2 separate regions of the Mus musculus genome follow, and region 2 is linked to region 1. The links are chromatin loops, found by intact Hi-C in ENCODE. Cell type or tissue: heart. All regions are shown on one strand. Each heading gives the region's core, and the rest is flanking DNA. Links, peaks and the distances in the headings are about the cores only.

What was found. Peaks named below come from ENCODE experiments on the same cell type or tissue, not always from the same donor. Only the 100,000 strongest peaks of a DNase experiment are listed, where the experiment ranks them.
Region 2: a loop joins it to region 1, with 5 times the contacts of the local background. A loop is called at or near these places in 2 of 42 quality-filtered maps.

What each region holds. Positions count from the first base shown.
Region 1 is chr11:3,645,542-3,653,872 of GRCm38, reverse strand. Morc2a (microrchidia 2A) reads right to left here and starts at 4,436. Exons shown (of 27, transcript NM_001159288.2): 1 at 3,727-4,436; 2 at 3,426-3,565. The coding sequence starts at 3,493. It overlaps Tug1 (taurine upregulated gene 1), which reads left to right and starts at 5,059. Exons shown (of 4, transcript NR_002321.2): 1 at 5,059-5,120; 2 at 6,795-7,316. In heart, for the core only: a CTCF peak has its summit at 4,817; a DNase peak (open chromatin) is centred at 4,762; H3K4me3 peaks cover 3,397 bases; H3K27ac peaks cover 2,192 bases.
Region 2 is chr11:3,450,404-3,458,734 of GRCm38, reverse strand. It overlaps Rnf185 (ring finger protein 185), which reads left to right and starts at 5,779. Exons shown (of 7, transcript NM_001290472.1): 1 at 5,779-6,526. It overlaps 8430429K09Rik (RIKEN cDNA 8430429K09 gene), which reads right to left and starts at 6,298. Exons shown (of 4, transcript NR_028317.1): 1 at 5,995-6,298. In heart, for the core only: CTCF peaks have their summits at 2,191 (motif pointing left), 4,991 and 6,482; DNase peaks (open chromatin) are centred at 2,184, 5,904 and 6,354; H3K4me3 peaks cover 2,794 bases; H3K27ac peaks cover 2,075 bases.

The DNA.
Region 1 (8,331 bases), core at 201-8,200:
CATAGGATTTGAAAAACAAAAAACAAAAACAAAAACTGAAACCTGTTTACTCTCCCCAACACATACTTCTGAATGTATCTGCTTAGGTACTAGAGATGGCTCAGTACTTTAGTATATGTGCTGCCGAAGCGAGCATGGCTCAGTACTTTAGAATACATACTGCTCTTATAGAGGACTCAGGTTCAGTTCCCAGTTCCTTCAGTTCCCAGTTCCTACATGGTGGCTCACAAACATCCCTAACTCCAGCTCTACGGGACCCGATGTTCTCTTCTGAACTCTGTAGGTATTAGGCATGAATGTGGTACATATTCATACATAGAGATAAACATCCACATAAAATAAAAAATATTTTAATAACCTATCTAATGTCTAACACCAATGACAGGCTATATTACATAAACAATATAAAGAAAATAATGAATACCATTTGATTTTTATATGGTGTAATCTTCAAACACTAACATATTAGCTCCATCTTACGAAAGAAGAAACAGAGGCTTGCCGGGTGTGGTGGCAATCCCAGCACTTGGGAGGCAGAGGCAGGTGGATTTTTGAGTTCGAGATCAGCCTGGTCTACAAAGTGAGTTCCAGGACAGCCAGGGCTATACAGAGAAACCCTGTCTCAGAAAAAAAGAAAGAAAGAAAGAAAGAAAGAAAGAAAGAAAGAAAGAAAGAAAGAAAGAAAGAAAGAAAGAAAGAAAGAAAGAAAGAAAGGAAGGCAGGCAGGCTCAAAAAAAGCTACCCTGTGCATATGTATGGAAAAGCAGCATTCAAAAAAAATTTTTTTTTGAGTTTTGAGGTTTCTAAGCATAGGCTTCTCACAAAACCACAAAAATTTCTACACTGTAGCTTGGGCTCTGCTTGCAAGTCTACATAAAAAGAAAAATAAATAAAATACTGTTAATTTCACGATTCAAAATATGGCTAATATTGTAACATCTGGAATTGGCATTTTTAAGATTTTAACAGAACAAAGGAGGTACGGTAAGATCAATCTTTCCTTCTCTGGAGTTGATTTGTTGACCCATTCTACTATTCTACTATTACAACATATAAAAAGTTTTATTTTTCTCTAAGAATGAACTTCCCATCAAGTCATAATGACAAAAACAACAACAACAAAAAAAACAAAAAAAAAAACAAAAAAAAAACTTAACAATGGCCCACACCAGAAATCCCAGCACTTAAGAGGTTGAGGGTATGAGGTTCAAAGCCAGCCTGGGCTACAGTTAAGCTCTGACTAAAAGAAAAACACCCTCATTGTGGTGTTGTACAGTTAGTGTTTTCTTCAAGTAAAACAAGACACATTCATAGTAGAAATATTTCAAAATTCAAATTTGTGGTCCAGGTAAGAAATTCCAAAATTTCCAAAATGATATGCCAATCCTTCTATGTTGAAGCAAGCACTAATTTCAATTCAACATGGATAAAATTCACAGAAAATTTTCCAACATCACTTTATTCAAGTAACTCAGTTTACTTCCTTGCTTTGGCAATGTTCATAAACTGTTAATAATGTGTACAATAACAAAGGGAGAAATTATACTTAGAAGTTTAATAAAATAAACCAAAATAATAAATCAGGAAGTTAAATTCTCTGCCTTACAGACAGAAAAACAAAACCTTCAAAGTAATGGTCAATAGTAGGTTAAAATTAAGCACTGTAGCCAAATGCTTCATACTGTCTTAAATCTGGATACCTTTAACTTGCCTCTCCAGCTGCCTCTCTGTAAGCCTTTAATTTCTTTGAGCCTCGGGTTTCTCAAATGCAAGACAAGAATAATTCTAAACCTATAGATTTGTCTTAGAAATTACTTTATATTTAAAACAGTAAGTAGTGGAAGCAATGAATTGCTGATATTACTGTTATTGCACAAAGTCTATAGTGATGCTGGAACAAGACAGATTTTTGAAGGCCAGTTCAGGGTCATCCAAGTTTCAGTATATTTATAATTCCAAATTTGCTCTGCCAGGTCAAAATTCAAATCTGACCCCTTTATAGAACACACGCAGCCATGAACATTTAAGTCTCTTCATCTGCTTATTCTTAATATGTAGCTCAAATATAAAGAATATCGAAAGTGTGGCCAAAGGCTGTGCTAGCATCTTTGATCAGTGACCTAGGTTCCAGATTCATAATCTGTATCCAAGGTAATCTCTGTGGTACCATCTCTCTCTGTGATCTACCTCAATTAAAAGAAAGGAAGGAAGAAACAAACAAACCAAAAACCTTCCTAAATAATGCAAAATTAAACCTCTTGGCATTGAACAAATCACTGCTCAGAAAAATTTACTATTCAAAAGTTTTTTTTAAGTATCATGGAATCACAAAAGACTAGAAAATTACTGTACTATTATGAGATACCTGAAGTCTATGGTCTCTACTCTGCAGATGTTTTTTCTAACTGGACCATTTATTCATCTAGGTTTTCTTTACCTCCTTATCCAAATACTCTAATACTTACCTTGAACCCAAAAGTAACAGGTGAACTGAAAGATTAGACTCCGACAAGATAACTTAATGAAGGGCTTGGTAGCATACACCTATAATCCCAGCATTTAGGAGGTGAATGGAAAGATTAGATTTTGGCAAGATAACCTAATGAAGGGCTTGGTGGCACACACCTATAATTCTAGCACTTAGGAGGCAGAGGCAGGCAGATCTCTGAGTTCCAGACTAGCCTGGTCTGGTTCAGGCCTGGCTGGGCTAGGTAGAAAGACCCTGTTTCCAAACTAATTAACTAAACAAATACACAAACCCTAAAATATTCCATACCAAATGGTAATGATGTTAATCTCTTCACTTACTCAAGACCATGAACACAGCATCCTTCTGTGATTTCACATACTTTGGAAAAAGACTACCTAAATCAAGGCCTTTAAAGAAACTTCCACTCTTCCTTAGCATATATAAACTACATTGGATTTACAGCCAATTTGCCAAAATGACAAAACCAATTGTTTGCTGAAAATTAACAAATGCTTTCTTCTTCCAAGTTGGTCATTTTTGTCATCATCATCTTGTGGTTGTTGCTGTTGTTAGAAACACTTGTTATAAACCCAATTGTCTAGGATGTTACTAAAGATGTGCAACAGTTGATACTAGATGGTCCAAATTTTGATGATCCAAAGAGCAGTTTTGCTGGATTCCTATTAAACACTTGGATGAAACAACTCAATATGATATAAAGTTTGTATTTTGAAATTTTTGATCCAGTAAGTGAAATCATTTTCTTCTAGATTACCAACAAATAATTCACTGATCTCAGTTCTTCAATACAGAGCTCAAGACATCCAGTGATACATCTTACTCCAATGACACAAGCCAAAGAATAAAAAAGCAAAATTTTCTGGAGAAAGGATTTCCATATTAACATCAAGGAGGAGTTACTGGTTACCTCAGTGGCACCTAACAAGATACTTACGAATTTGTGTGGAGATATTCAAAGGTTAGTTGAGCTCGGTTGAGACTGCTGTAATTGGTGAAGGCCATGACAGCAATGAGTCTTCAGTCTTTGCCGGTTAACAGGAAAGTACATATAGTGAAATCGATTTCCCCAGGATTCTGATCAGTAAAGGGTAAATTTGTGCTTCTTAGTGACACATAAAAAAAAAATTTCCCTAGTATCTATTCAAAATACAGGCAGATATTTAAAACTGCGAGTGATTTAAGTATTTCAATGACTCTGATGTAATACTTTGGAAAGAACTATATTCGAAACCTACTGTCCTTAAGTGCTCCGGGGGGTCAAGCTTTCTTCACACAATTCCGACGCACATCAAAAGTGAACGGTTCTGAATGGTCTTCAAACTTGGAGGTTTACAGCTTCAACTTCACGTTCAAGTCCTTTTCTGTTCTCCTAAATTCAGGAAATTGACCTACTTCTGACGGTTCACCTACTTCATTACCACCGAAGACTTTGTCACCACCGAAGACACCAGGCTCCTCAAAAGAGTGCTCTACTGGACAGTGCAGTGGAGTGGAGGCTACTTCTGGCTTCACCGCTTTCCAACAGAAAGGTCCTTGGTGCTGACTGACAGATTTCTTTTCCCAAACCCCGCCCAAACACAGCTTGCTATTATGCCACAATCACCACAGGTTGTGGGTGAAATTACTCACAGTGGCCCACAGAAACACCTCACAACCTACCCTCCCGAATCACCTCAGGTGCGCCCTTCCCCCACACCCTTCAGAAGATGGCCTCGGGCCCTCGGGCCTTCCCAGGCCTGGGTCCTGTGGCCACCTCCTCGCTACCGACAGACAGGAGTTAGTCCCAGAGCCTGGGAGAACAGAGGAAAGTGGCGAGTGCACCACCAGATCCGATCGGGCGTTGCCTGCAGCTCGCAGATGCCTTTGTCCCTCCCCGTGGAATTGGAACTCAACCACCGCAGCGCGCTCTTGGAACCATGTGCTGCCTCCGCTGCCGCTGCCGCCGCCGCCGCCGCCGCCCGCCCGCGCCGCGACACGACACGACACGCCGCGCCTCAACAGACGATGACAGGCTGGGCGTCACGAGATTCAGCGTTCAGTACGGCTTTGCGGCCGGTGCTGCCCGCGCCACCGCTACCTCAGCCACCGCTTTGTCTCCGTAAGCGCACGCAGCGCGAATCACCTCGCTCACTCCCGACGGCCCGGCCGCCGAGGCCTCCAGCGCACCTTCGGCCAATCACAGAGCTCGAAGTCTTCCCGCCCCCGCCCTGAGACTCCACCTTCTGATTGGCGAGCGACGTCGGTCCACGTGACCGGATCTTGTTTGGCCGGTCCGCCCCCATCACGTGAGGGCGCGCGCCTCTCTTCCTGCTTTCCTGACCCCTCTCGGCCATTTAAAGGAACAGTACCGGGGGCGGGCCGAGAGACGCAGCCGGGACGGTAGCTGCAGAGCAGAGCGGAGGAGCCATCTTGTCTTGTCGCCGGGGAGTCAGGCCCCTAACTCGAAGAAGCCCTGGCGCGCCCTCCCCCCCTCCCCGGTCTGGTAGGGCGAAGGAGCGGGCGTGCGGTCGATCGAGCGATCGGTTGGCGGCTCTTTCTCCTGCTCTGGCATCCAGCTCTTGGGGCGCAGGCCCGGCCGCCGCGGCGCGCGCCCGGTGGCCGTTGGCGCTCGCGCCGCGTCTTTCTTCTCGTACGCAGAACTCGGGCGGCGGCCTATGCTTTTGCGATCCGACGAGGGGTCGTCCGGGTGGTTGGCGGCGGCGGGCAACTCCGCCCCGCTCCCGGGGAGGCGGCGGGGGAAGCTGGGGTGGCCGGGGCTGGCCTGGAGGCCTGGCGCCACCCCTCGGGGCCTGCTAGGACCCAGTTGGAGGGTCAAGAGGGAGCTGGAGGATGGTTGGTGGTGGGCTTCCTCCTTTGCCTTTTCCTACTTATGCCACCTTAGTGGGGAGCGAGAGCGCTGGCGGCAGCTCCGGGGTGGGGATTCGAGCTCCGGAGTCGGAAGATCTGGGTTTGCTTCCGGGCCTAGCCACTCGCTGGCCGAGTGACCTTAGGCAAGTCACTCTGTAATCTGTCTGCGCCTCAGTTTCCTCCTCTGCCTATCAGTGTGTGTATGGAATTGGAAGCTCTCTTCAAAAGTGTCGGTTTACAGAAAGATGATTATTGTTTTTTTTTCCTTTGAGTTGCAAGAAGTCATAACAATTGCTCATTCCCTGAAATTAAATTCGGGAACCTTTTATTGGAGTTGGAGATGGGAAGGTTCCCTGAACTTCTTCTGTACAGAAACACGTGGGAAAGTGTTTTCTAGGGGGATGAGTAGATCCTTCAGTAGCGAGTTTTCAAAGGGGGCTATGACCCAGAAGAGTTTAGAACAGTTTTTGCCACCGGGAGGAAACTGAGGCCTACATGTCATCTGGGACCCTTCACAACCAATATGAAGCCCCCATTTGAGTCCCTGGTATATGTGAGCTGCTTCTTACTGCATAATGGCTGTTTCAGGTACCATCACTTCACTGCTTGGCTTTTAGTCAAAGCCCTTTCCTTTCACCATAGGGTGCCTGAAGGGTGGCTGATGCCTATGGTACAATGGCACCCACTAGAAAGCAGCTACAATTAGGAGTGAATGTGTCCTCGAGTAACAAGAAGTGTAATCTCTGGCCCAGCGATTGTTTTCTGCTGCTCGTACTGGTGCCTGACTACTTTTCTCTCGTTAACTATTTTTTTACAACCATGATTGACACCCATTATTTGCTCCTATTTTATATCCCTGGTTTTCGTGGTTGATAGTGAACAGGATTATTTTTAAATGGTGCTGCCAAAACCAGTTAATAGTGCACATGGATTTTTAGCAAGAGGGCTACTTGGAACAGACTGAACCAGGCGTTGGATTCCTGAAAATGTTTGGGGTTTTTTTTTTTTTTTTTTTTTTTTTTTTTTTGGGGGGGTTTTTTGTTTTGTTTTTTAAATTGAAGGCTAAAGTTTTTGAAAAAACTTTGTTGGACTCTGGCTGGGACACAAAATCAGATATTTGGAATCATTTTGAAGCTTAACTTTTTCCTAACCAGCCTTGTATTCTAATTGCTTGCAAATGTGAGACTGAATGGCCAAAATGCCGTTTGTTTGTTTGTTTATTGTCAGCTGCTTTTATCAAATTCCAGGCCATTATCCAGCAAACACTATTAAAATGTTTGAACAGTTGGGTTTCAAACATTTTTGTTTTGTGGAGTGGTGCTTATTAAGTGGTACAGCTCTCTAAGCAAGTGAACACAAACATATTTAAGTGTATTTTGTATGATTAGATGTTACCAATTCTGATATTTTATTCAAATGTCTAAAAAAATAAGTTGACTTATTCCCTTTACCAAAGGGCCAGAGACAAATGGTTTCCTTTCAAGAGAAATGACTGTTTTGAAGAAAAACTCTGTTGGTCTTAGCTCTTTTGTAATTAAATCTGGATGTACCTCAAAAGACTCTTTAAGACTGTGGTGTTAAAAGGCTTTCCTCTGGAGAAGGAGAAAAAATAAAATCAACTGGAACTTAAAAGCTTGAAATTCCATGACAAAACACAGATGTCCAGGATTGGAGGTTCATAAAGTACATGCAGTAGTTGGAGTGGATTCCATTTTCAGTGTAGCTGCCACCATGGACTCCAGGCTCCCAGATTTTCAAGAACTGGACCTGTGACCCAGAAGAGCTTGTCAAGATATGACAGGAACTCTGGAGGTGGACGTTTTGTATTCAATTTTGGAACTGTTGATCTTGCCGTGAGAAAAGAGAGACACGACTCACCAAGCACTGCCACCAGCACTGTCACTGGGAACTTGAAGATCCAAGTTTCTGTCCAGAACCTCAGTGCAAACTGACAACACTCCATCCAAAGTGAACTACGGTACTTGCCATTTTCCAAAATGCCTTTTCATTTCTGCACTTTTGCTATTCATACTCTCTACCCTGGAAATGCACTTCTGTGATTCTTCACCTGGCAGATCTCTGCAATTTCATAAAACTAAGATGCTCTCTAACCCTGTAACTCTCTTAATATTAAAAAGAACATCTTTAGGATAACTTTAATCTCTTATATGCAGAGTCTGGTTCATCACATGCATTTGGTTATTTGTTTGTTTGTTTTCCATATAGCAAACACTGAAAGAGTCTTGGTTTTATGTATCTTTGCCCAAAAATACCATCATTTCTAGTGAAGCCTTTTGAAAAGCAGGGACCCTTAATCCTCAGTGTATGTATAATTGCTACATTATAATTAACATTACTCTAGATATATGAGTTGATTAGATTTCATGTTTTCTTAATCCTAGATTTAAAAAAAAAAAAAAAAAACTAGGAAACCGTATGACCTAAAAAGAAACTGAATCAAATTGTTATAGTTGAGAATGGGGACCAACCAAGGCAATATACTGTCTTGCTCAAAATAGAACTTGTTAATGTAAAAGTTAGGGCAGTGTTTAAAGGACAAGAGCATTAAGATGGCACCAGGAAAGTTAAAGGAAAAATTAATATATTACCTAGATATCATTTTTTTGTGTGTGTGCCAATTGTGAAAACTTTTCCTCCCTACCAACTATAATGTCCAACCTAATAGTTGTAGGACTAGAAACCCCCATTATGATATATATATATGAGCACACATTAATGCCCCGGTGTAGCACTCTTAAGGCATTTTCTATTTGTTGCATCCCTGAGACAGTTAACTTTGCCAGGGAACTTTTTGCATTTGTTCATCCAGCTTTTACTCTTTTGCAAATCCTCTCTTTTAGCAATTTCTCTTATCACCATCTAAGCCAGGCTTGTGAATACCTATCACACAGTAGATATGCTGACAGCAGACCCCCATCCCAGTGTTAGACTCCTCTGTTTATAATTCCATGTGTTTGTTACCTTACCTGTTT
Region 2 (8,331 bases), core at 134-8,133, 200 kb after region 1:
AATTGTGCTTCCCTATGATCTTGGGTGACCCCTGTGAAAGGGTCAACTGACGCAGACATGGGTCGCGACCCACAGGTTGAGAACCACAGGAGTTTGCTCGGGCTTGGCAGGCGGTGCTGCCTCTATGTTGGGTCCCATGAGTGGCACTCCCTTCCTGGTGTTGGCTGTGCTAAGGTCCACCTGTGAGTGCCTGGGAAGTCCAGGTTAATGTTTTATTTGAGCCTGTCCTCGAGTCCATGTCACTTTGTTTTGCAGCATCTTTTATCTACTTTATTTTTTCCCTTCACACTCAGGCCCAACCATTAGCAATCAGTTTACCAAGCACTTGTTGAATAAGCTGAAGATGCTATTGGGAAAACAACCTGAATGCCAAGTAAAGCTACAGTCCTTATATATGCCATGTGAAACAGTATTTATTAACATTAAACTTCCGTCCATATGTAAATGCTATTATTAGTCTCAGTACTGTTCATTAAAGCTCTTCTGCATTCCTCAGCTCAGGATGCAACTTTAAACCATGAACATCTTGTGGCCATGTTCCTTTAGTCTCCTTTAGTCCCTGCTTTTTCAGCACTTGGATAGCTATTTTGTAGTAGTTGATCCAATGTTTTCTTCTGAGATTTGGCTATGCACTTTGGTTTTTTGGGGGTGGTGGTGGTGATGGTGGTATAGAGGATGAGCCTCAGAACTTCAGGAGTGCTACGGAAGAGCTCTGTCACTTAATGACACAGCAATCACACAGAAGTGATGTGTGCCCTGCTCATTGTATCTTATCAGGAGGCTTGTGATCGCTGCATGACCCATTGAGGAGATGTTGACATTGGTTGCCTTGATTAATTTGTTCTTCTGGACCAAGAGATTATAACAGTACGAGTTTTGCATTGTGGTGACTAATTGGTGAGAGGCACATCTGTGTAAGTATCCTGTTTCGTTTCCTCACTCCTGACCTTCCAAATCCTATTTACTACTTGCCGTTCTAATAAAAGGAGAGGCTGCAAGTTTCTCTTCTCCTTGTTTATTCTTTTCTTTCTTTCCTGTGTGTGCTTTGCTTGTTTTTGTGTATATAAGTATTTTGTCTACCTGTGTGCTGTGCACCATGTGCATGCCTGGTGCCCATGGAAGCCTGAAGCAGGCATCAGATTCCTTGGAACTGGAGTTACACATGGTTGTGAACTGCCATGTGCATGCTGAGAGGTGAACCCAGGCCCCATGGAAGGGCAAGCAGTGCTTTCAACCCTTGAGCCAGCTTTTGAGGCAGTATCTGTAGCCCAGCTGGCCTTGAATTCGTAGTTCTCTTGCCTCAGCCTTCCAAGTCCTGGGATTATGGCCATCATGGTCTGTCTATCTTTCTCTGTGTGTGTATATATATGAACACGGGGTGTGGCTGCACATGCACTAGCACATGTGTTCATATAGGCAGAGATTGAACTAGGGTTTCTTTAGAGGAGTCATCAGCATTACTATTAGTAGTTTTTCGAGACAGGAAAGTTTCTCTGTGTAGTCCCTGGCTGTCCTGGAACTGGCTCTGTAGATCAGGCTGGCCTTGAACTCACAGAGATCCTCCTGTCTCTGCCTTCCGAGTGCTGGGATCTAAGGTGTGCACCACCACTGGCCAGCTCAGGGGATGATTTTTAGAGGTCACTTCTCTCCTTCCATTATGAGTGCCAGGCATCAAGGTCAGCTCGATGGGCTTGTTTAGCGAGTGCCTTTGCTGGCTGAGCCATCCCACCAGCCCTTCATTATTCTTCATCAGGGCCCTCACAGCAGCTAGCCAGCAGACTCGGGGATCAGCCTTTCTCTGCTTTCCCTAGTCCTAGCACTACAAGCAAGAGCCACTGAAGACTGAAGTCACCATTGATGAGCCATTTCCCTGGCCCCTTTGTTTGCTTCTCTATGTCACTAAAAACTCATGGATTCTCTTGCTGGTTCCTGGCGGCTGGAAGGTGAGCTGTTCTCTTCTATCCTGCCCTCCCTGCCAAAAAAAAAAAGTTCAGAGATTTACTGTCTTAAAGAAGATGCAGCTGATGAGCCAAGCACAGCATCTGGGAGAGGAGGGAGTATCCTGAAGCAGGAGAGTGTGGTGCTCAGTAGTTTAGAGCACTCCTTTTCTCCCAGAATTGGGTTCAATTTCCATCACTCACATGGCAACTCACAGCCATGTGTAATCCAGGCCCAGGGGATCTTCTGCCCTCTGCTGGCCTCCATGGATACTGCATGTAAGTGATGCATACTAAACATGCAGGCAAATGCTCATACCAGTATAATTCTTGTTGCTGTTTTGGGTTTTTGTTTTGTTTGGCTTTTTTTTTTTTTTTTTTTTTTTTTGAGACACGGTTTCTTTGTATAGCCCTGACTACCCTGGAACTTGCTCTGTAGACCAGGCTGGACTCAAACTTAGTGACCTGCCTGCCTCTGTCTCTGAAGTGCTGAGATTAAAGGTGTGCCCCACAGCTTGGCATAAGATAAAATTTAAGAAGTGTGGTGGGGGGAGGATTGTAGGGAGTAGTGGGAGAGAGAGAGAGAGAGAGAGAGAGAGAGAGAGAGAGAGAGAGAGAGAGAGAGAGAGAGAGAGAGAAAGAAAGAATATGAACCTCCCAAGATACCAGCAATGGACTTTGCCATAGCAGAGCCAGGAATTTATGTGGGTAGGAACAGATTTGTCTCTGCACAAAATAATGGCCACCGTTGTTCATATTGTTGTGGGATCCGCTTAGATCCAACATAACTCAATACCGAGTCAGTACAGATGACACAAATTTAGTGTAATCAAGCCACTACTGACCCATTAGGGCCACAGACCAGACTTGGGAGCTGAACTGTGACCTTGAAGGAAAGTTGTACAGCATATTTAAAGGATGGAAGCATAACATGACAGGGGCAGGGTGGGCTGGAGCACTGTCTAATTATATTTTGACATAAGGGGTTGAGCAAGGGAGCTTCCTGCAATCAGGATGGGAGTTGGCTCCTAGGCCTGGGAATATGAACTTAGTTGACTCTGCCAGCCAGATGGAGAAGCTGTCCTTGTGATGGCTGGACTCAAGCAACTGTATCCTTACAAGTTGTCTCTGAGATGGCTGGACTCAGACAACTGTCTTCTAACAGAGGCTGTTCAGCTGTTGGGAAGTCGCCAGTTCCCATAGTTTCCCCTATGATTAAATGGAATCTGAAAACAAAATGGCAGTACTTAGGACTGCTTGTCCCTAACATTCTGTGCCAAGAATCTGGATGGATGGCAACATATAAGGGAGGCACAGGGGAGAAAGCCCAGTGAGTCAGCTATACACGGAGGGACACCTCTCTCCAGGCTGTTACTATGACATCATAGGGAAAAGTGACCTTCAAACACAAGATTTTTGGTGGAGAAGCCGGCGGTGCTATGTGGTGATGTTAGGGTGGCATCTGGGATGAGAGACTTCCACATGCATCTGAGAAGACTGAGCAGCCTTCGTGAGCCCGCGTTCCAGGGAAAGGGACCTCCAGACTGGATGGACAGCTGGAGAAAATAAACCACTGTACAGATGTGAAGCTGGAGCCGCGCTGTCTGCTCGCGTGATGACGTCATTTCAGAAAGCACAGATCAGGAATAGGCTCAGAATAGGATTCCAGAACAGGGGCCAGATAGCTCAACGGTCCCGAGTTCAAATCCCAGCAACCACATGGTGGCTCACAACCATCTGTAACGAAACCTGACTCCCTCTTCTGGAGTATCTGAGAACAGCTACAGTGTACTTACATATAATAAATTAAAAAAAAAAAAATTCCAGAACAGAGCAAAAGGCTTCCTCCTTGCTACACCCTCAGAGACAGGACTTTTGAGGGCCAGGCCACAGTACTTAGAGACTCACATACTGAAGCTTGTGTTGTCAGCGGGTGGAAATCAGGATATAGGTCCTAGCAGCTGGAACTGCTGGCAGTGTAAGCACGACCCCAAGTCATCTGAAGGGGCTTCAGGACTCTAACTGCCTTTGGTCCCTCGGTGATTAGAATGGCCAGAAGTCCCCAGAGGGTACTGAGGAGTCCCCAGGACCTCCAGCAAGCCAGTCCACTGTGCTTTGCCTTTGGCTAGCACAGCTCCCCAGGGACAAGGTAGGGACTCAGGTCTTGTCCTGACTCAGCCTGGTAAACTGTACTGGGATCCAATGTAACAGGAGATAACAACAATAGCAACAACAAAAGATACATCAAGATTAACATGGACAGGAAGTCAGTTTGTAGAGAAAGGGCTGTAAGAGACCATGCACCAGTATGGTGGATACTTTTTAGGGACTTTGCTCAGCTTACTAGCCCACTTCCATTCTTGGGTAGTTTTGTTTTTTTATATGTATGAATGTTTTGTCTAGAAGCATATATACTCACATGTTCATGCAGCACCCAGGGAGGCCAGAAAAGGGTATCAGATCCCATGAAACTGGAGTTAGGTAAGGTTGTGAATCACTATGTGTGTGGTTCCTTGGAATCAAACCTGGGTCCTCTGGTTCCCCGTCTTCACAGCTGAACCATCTCTCCAGCCCGTTTTCACCTCCCTCCCTTCCTTCCTCTCTTCTCTCCCTCTCTCTCCCTCCCTTCCTCCTACTCTCTGTTTTTTGTTTTTGTTTTTTTGAGCTGGGTTTCTCTGTGTAGCCCTGGCTGTCCTGAACTTGCTTTGAAGATCAGGCTGTCCTGGAACTCACAAAGATCTGCCTGCCTCTGCCTCCCAAGTGCTGGGATCAAAGGTGTGCACCGCCAATACCACCTGTCCTTTTCCATTTCTTGATAAGTTGTCTAATTTTATTCCATGCCTAGTTTAAAAGGTGTGACCTTTTCTCCATCTTCTGGCAGCTGTTAGAGTTTTCAACTAGCCTTGATTGCTTTTTTCAAACTCTAATAAAGTTGTCCTGAGCTTCCTTTGAGTCTCTTCTAAATTCTTGTATTAATGATACTAAGAACCCCCCAAAGAATCTTACTTTTTCCAGGAACAGAAGGAGGAGGAGTATTCTGACCGATCCCTCAGGTCCCCCACAGGTGGAGCTAGAGATTGATAAGGTCAAGGACTCTGGGGAGAGGATGCAGGCTCACCTGCCATCTGGCGTTTGGGCTTTCACACTGGCAAGCAGAAGCTGAAAGCCATCCAGTACAGGATACAAGGCCGGTGTGCCAGCCCTACCTCAGCTTACACACAGGAATGCTACTGCTACTGCTTGTCCGAGGCAGGACGGAAGTCCCTTCTTGTTCTACAGAATGAGGTGTGCCGGCTCTCCACCCCCCACTCCCCCCACCCCTGCAACAGCACAGCTATGCAGCTTTGTAGGAGCTGCACAGCAAAATCACTCACCTGCACTGAGCACTGTTGCACTGGACTCACATGTTTTTATATATGGAAAGCTAAAACACCAATTTTTCTAGTTATTTTTAAATATAATAAATGCACTTGCTACTGTAAAAAAAAAACAATCCCTCATTGGTTACAAGTTCATCTAATTAGTTTTAAAATAAATTACCATGTATTTATTAAGTGTCTCTGTATACATGTGAAGGTCTGATGACAACTTGCCAGACTCCTTTCCTTCCACCGCTGGGTTTCTGGGGACTGAACTAGAGTTGACAGGCTTGGCAGCAAACATCTTTACCTCTGAACCATCTCATGGGCTCCAATTAGTTATACTCTTATTACCTTTATTATTTTGATACTGAAATTTCACAGATTTGGCTAGTAGAGTCTTCAAGAGAGCTCCTGGGTCGTTTTGCACATTCTCATCCATCACCACTGTTAGCATTCCTTCTAGGCTCCGCCCCACAGTTACCTGGCAACAGCGAGGTATGCCCGGCTTACTATAAAAGGGGCTGTTCGCCCCCTCCTCTCCCTTACTCTTTGCCCCCTTCCCCCTCCGCCCTCTCTCTTCACGCGTTCCTGGCCGGCCTCTCTCCCTTCTCCTCATTCTCTACTCCCTTTCCTACTCCACTTCCCATGCCTCCTCCTCCTGTTCTTCTTCTTTATAAAACAGAACAACCACTGACCTTACTTTCTTGTACAAGGCATTCCAAACTGGTATTTCTAGAACTGGCTTTTTCATCCGCCCATTATTTTTGCGACACGGTCCCATGTATCCCAAGCCTGCTTCGAAAACGACATTGAAGTTCTGACCCATCACCCGAATGAATGCTATGATTAGCTGGCGGGTACGCACATATTTATTCCCACGTCTTCACGCGGGCGAGGCGAGCTCGCCCATCCACCGAGCTGCCTTCCCTCCTCTTCCAGCGCTAGGAAACCCTACGGAAAGACCAGACGCCCTCCCCTTCCTGTCCCGGGGCGGAACTTACCAGCCGGGCGCCTGGGCCGGAGAGCAGCGCTGCACACCAGCCTTTTCCGGCTGGAACCGGAAGTTGTTCTACTAGAGGCGGCTCCGCGTCAGGTGACCAAGTTCCCGGTAGGAGGGGTCGGAGGTTCAATCTTTCTGACTGACGCGTCTCTAAGACTGGCTCGGCTACTCCGGGACGGGGGAACGGACAGCTGGCGTCGCTGGCGCTCGCTCTACCGCGGCGGCAGGTAGGTGACGAGCTGGGACGGCGGGCCCGGGAGGCATGGGACCCCCTTCCCAGGCTCAGGGATCTGAAGCCAAGGGCCAGGAGTCATCCAGTCTGGCTCTGTCCAGGTCCCAGAAGGAAGGTCAGACTGGCATCCGTGGGTACAGATTGGGCAAACTAAGGCCCCAGAAAAGGGAAAGAAGGGTGCGCACAAGCTCCCCTTCCAGACGGGGCTCGTCCTGACTCCCGTAGCCTCGGGGGCGGGACCGCCTCTCTCGTGGGTGGCGATTTGGTGGAGTGGAAAGATGAGGAATGCGGTGAACAGATTTGGGGTGAAGCGTAGGAGACCTGGACTTGAGTTCGCTGCCTGCAGCTCACTGTGCGTTCGAGGCCAAGTCTTTGACCTCCCTGAACCTAGTTCCCACAGCTGTACAACCGGGCACAGCTGTCTCAAAAGCGTGGGCCTCCACAGCACCTGCTCCGAAACCCTCCGGGATGCCGGCTCTCCAGCCCTGGGCTTTTCCCACAGCTTGTTTCGAATCTGGGTCTGGATCCTAGGAAACCTTATTTTGAACGTTCTCCTCTGGAGTCCTACTCGTGTTTGAAGCCTGCTCATCCGAAGTGCGGTCCCGCTGTGAATGCGGTACTCGATTCGAGGCAGCTGGAGCCGGCTCGATTCTATGAAACTTCTAGCTTAGGAAAGAACGCCGGAGGAGAATAACTAACTATCTTTAAAAGCTGGCGCGGGGTGGGGGTGGGGGTTGGGTGGGGGAGTTATGGCAAAGAGGCCTCCTGCTTGATCTTTGTAGCTGAAAGAGGTACAGCTACGATTAATAGGTAGGTTCTAGGGGGAAGACACATGTGTACTTACTATTAAGAATTTAACGGAAGAATTATCAGAGGTGACGACTGATGGGGATTGACTGTCTCCTTGGGAAAGGAAGTATACAGGAGGCGGCCCTTTCCAATTTAAAAGGCTCGTATTAGTATTTATTGTGACTCTTACCTCTCCACTGATAACTCTGTCTTCAGAGTGTATGTGATACTTCTTTTGTGGTCTGAGACAGGGTCTCAGGGATCTCAGGCTGTCCTCAAGCTCCTTTTGTAGTTGGCCTTGAACCCGGATCCTGCTGTTTCAGTCTTAAAGAGTGCCAGGATCACTCGTTACTTAGTACCATTATGCCTACAGAATGTGACATTTCTTTGTCTTCCCTTCTGGACTCTCCTCCCTAGTTTATATCTCCTATCAATAAGGCCAGCACACTTGATCTTATGTAATCTTTTACTGGTTGTCACATTTGTCATCCTTCTTTTCATCATCCTTTTTGGAATGATCCATTATCTGATAAAAATTATCCAAAGTATATGTTGTATTAATAAACAGGAAATAAAAATTAATTAACTAAAATTAATACATTGGTCAGTTAGTAATTTTTGTTTTACATTTAAGTTTTTAAAATTTATTTTAAGTCGGGGTCTCACTCTGACATTCAGCTCAGGCTGAGAACAATTTAGAAAGTCAGTCTCTGTCTGTCTTATCTGTGTCTCTCTGTCTTTTTCTCTGTCTATCTCTGCTCTCTTCCTCTCTGCCTCCATCCCTCTCTTCCTTTTCCAGAGTATTATTATGTAGCCCAGGGTGACTTCAAACTGGTCCCCCTGCCTTAGCCTCCCAAATGCTGGGATTGCTTGTTTTGCCCAAGGCTTTGCTTGCCAGTGGGCTCTGATTACAGAATGGAAGGCCAATTCAGTTGTTTGGGTCAGTCTTCTCTCTGGTTTATAAACTGAACTTTAATTCTTTGTCTAGCAGTGTGTGTATAGGTGTGAGAG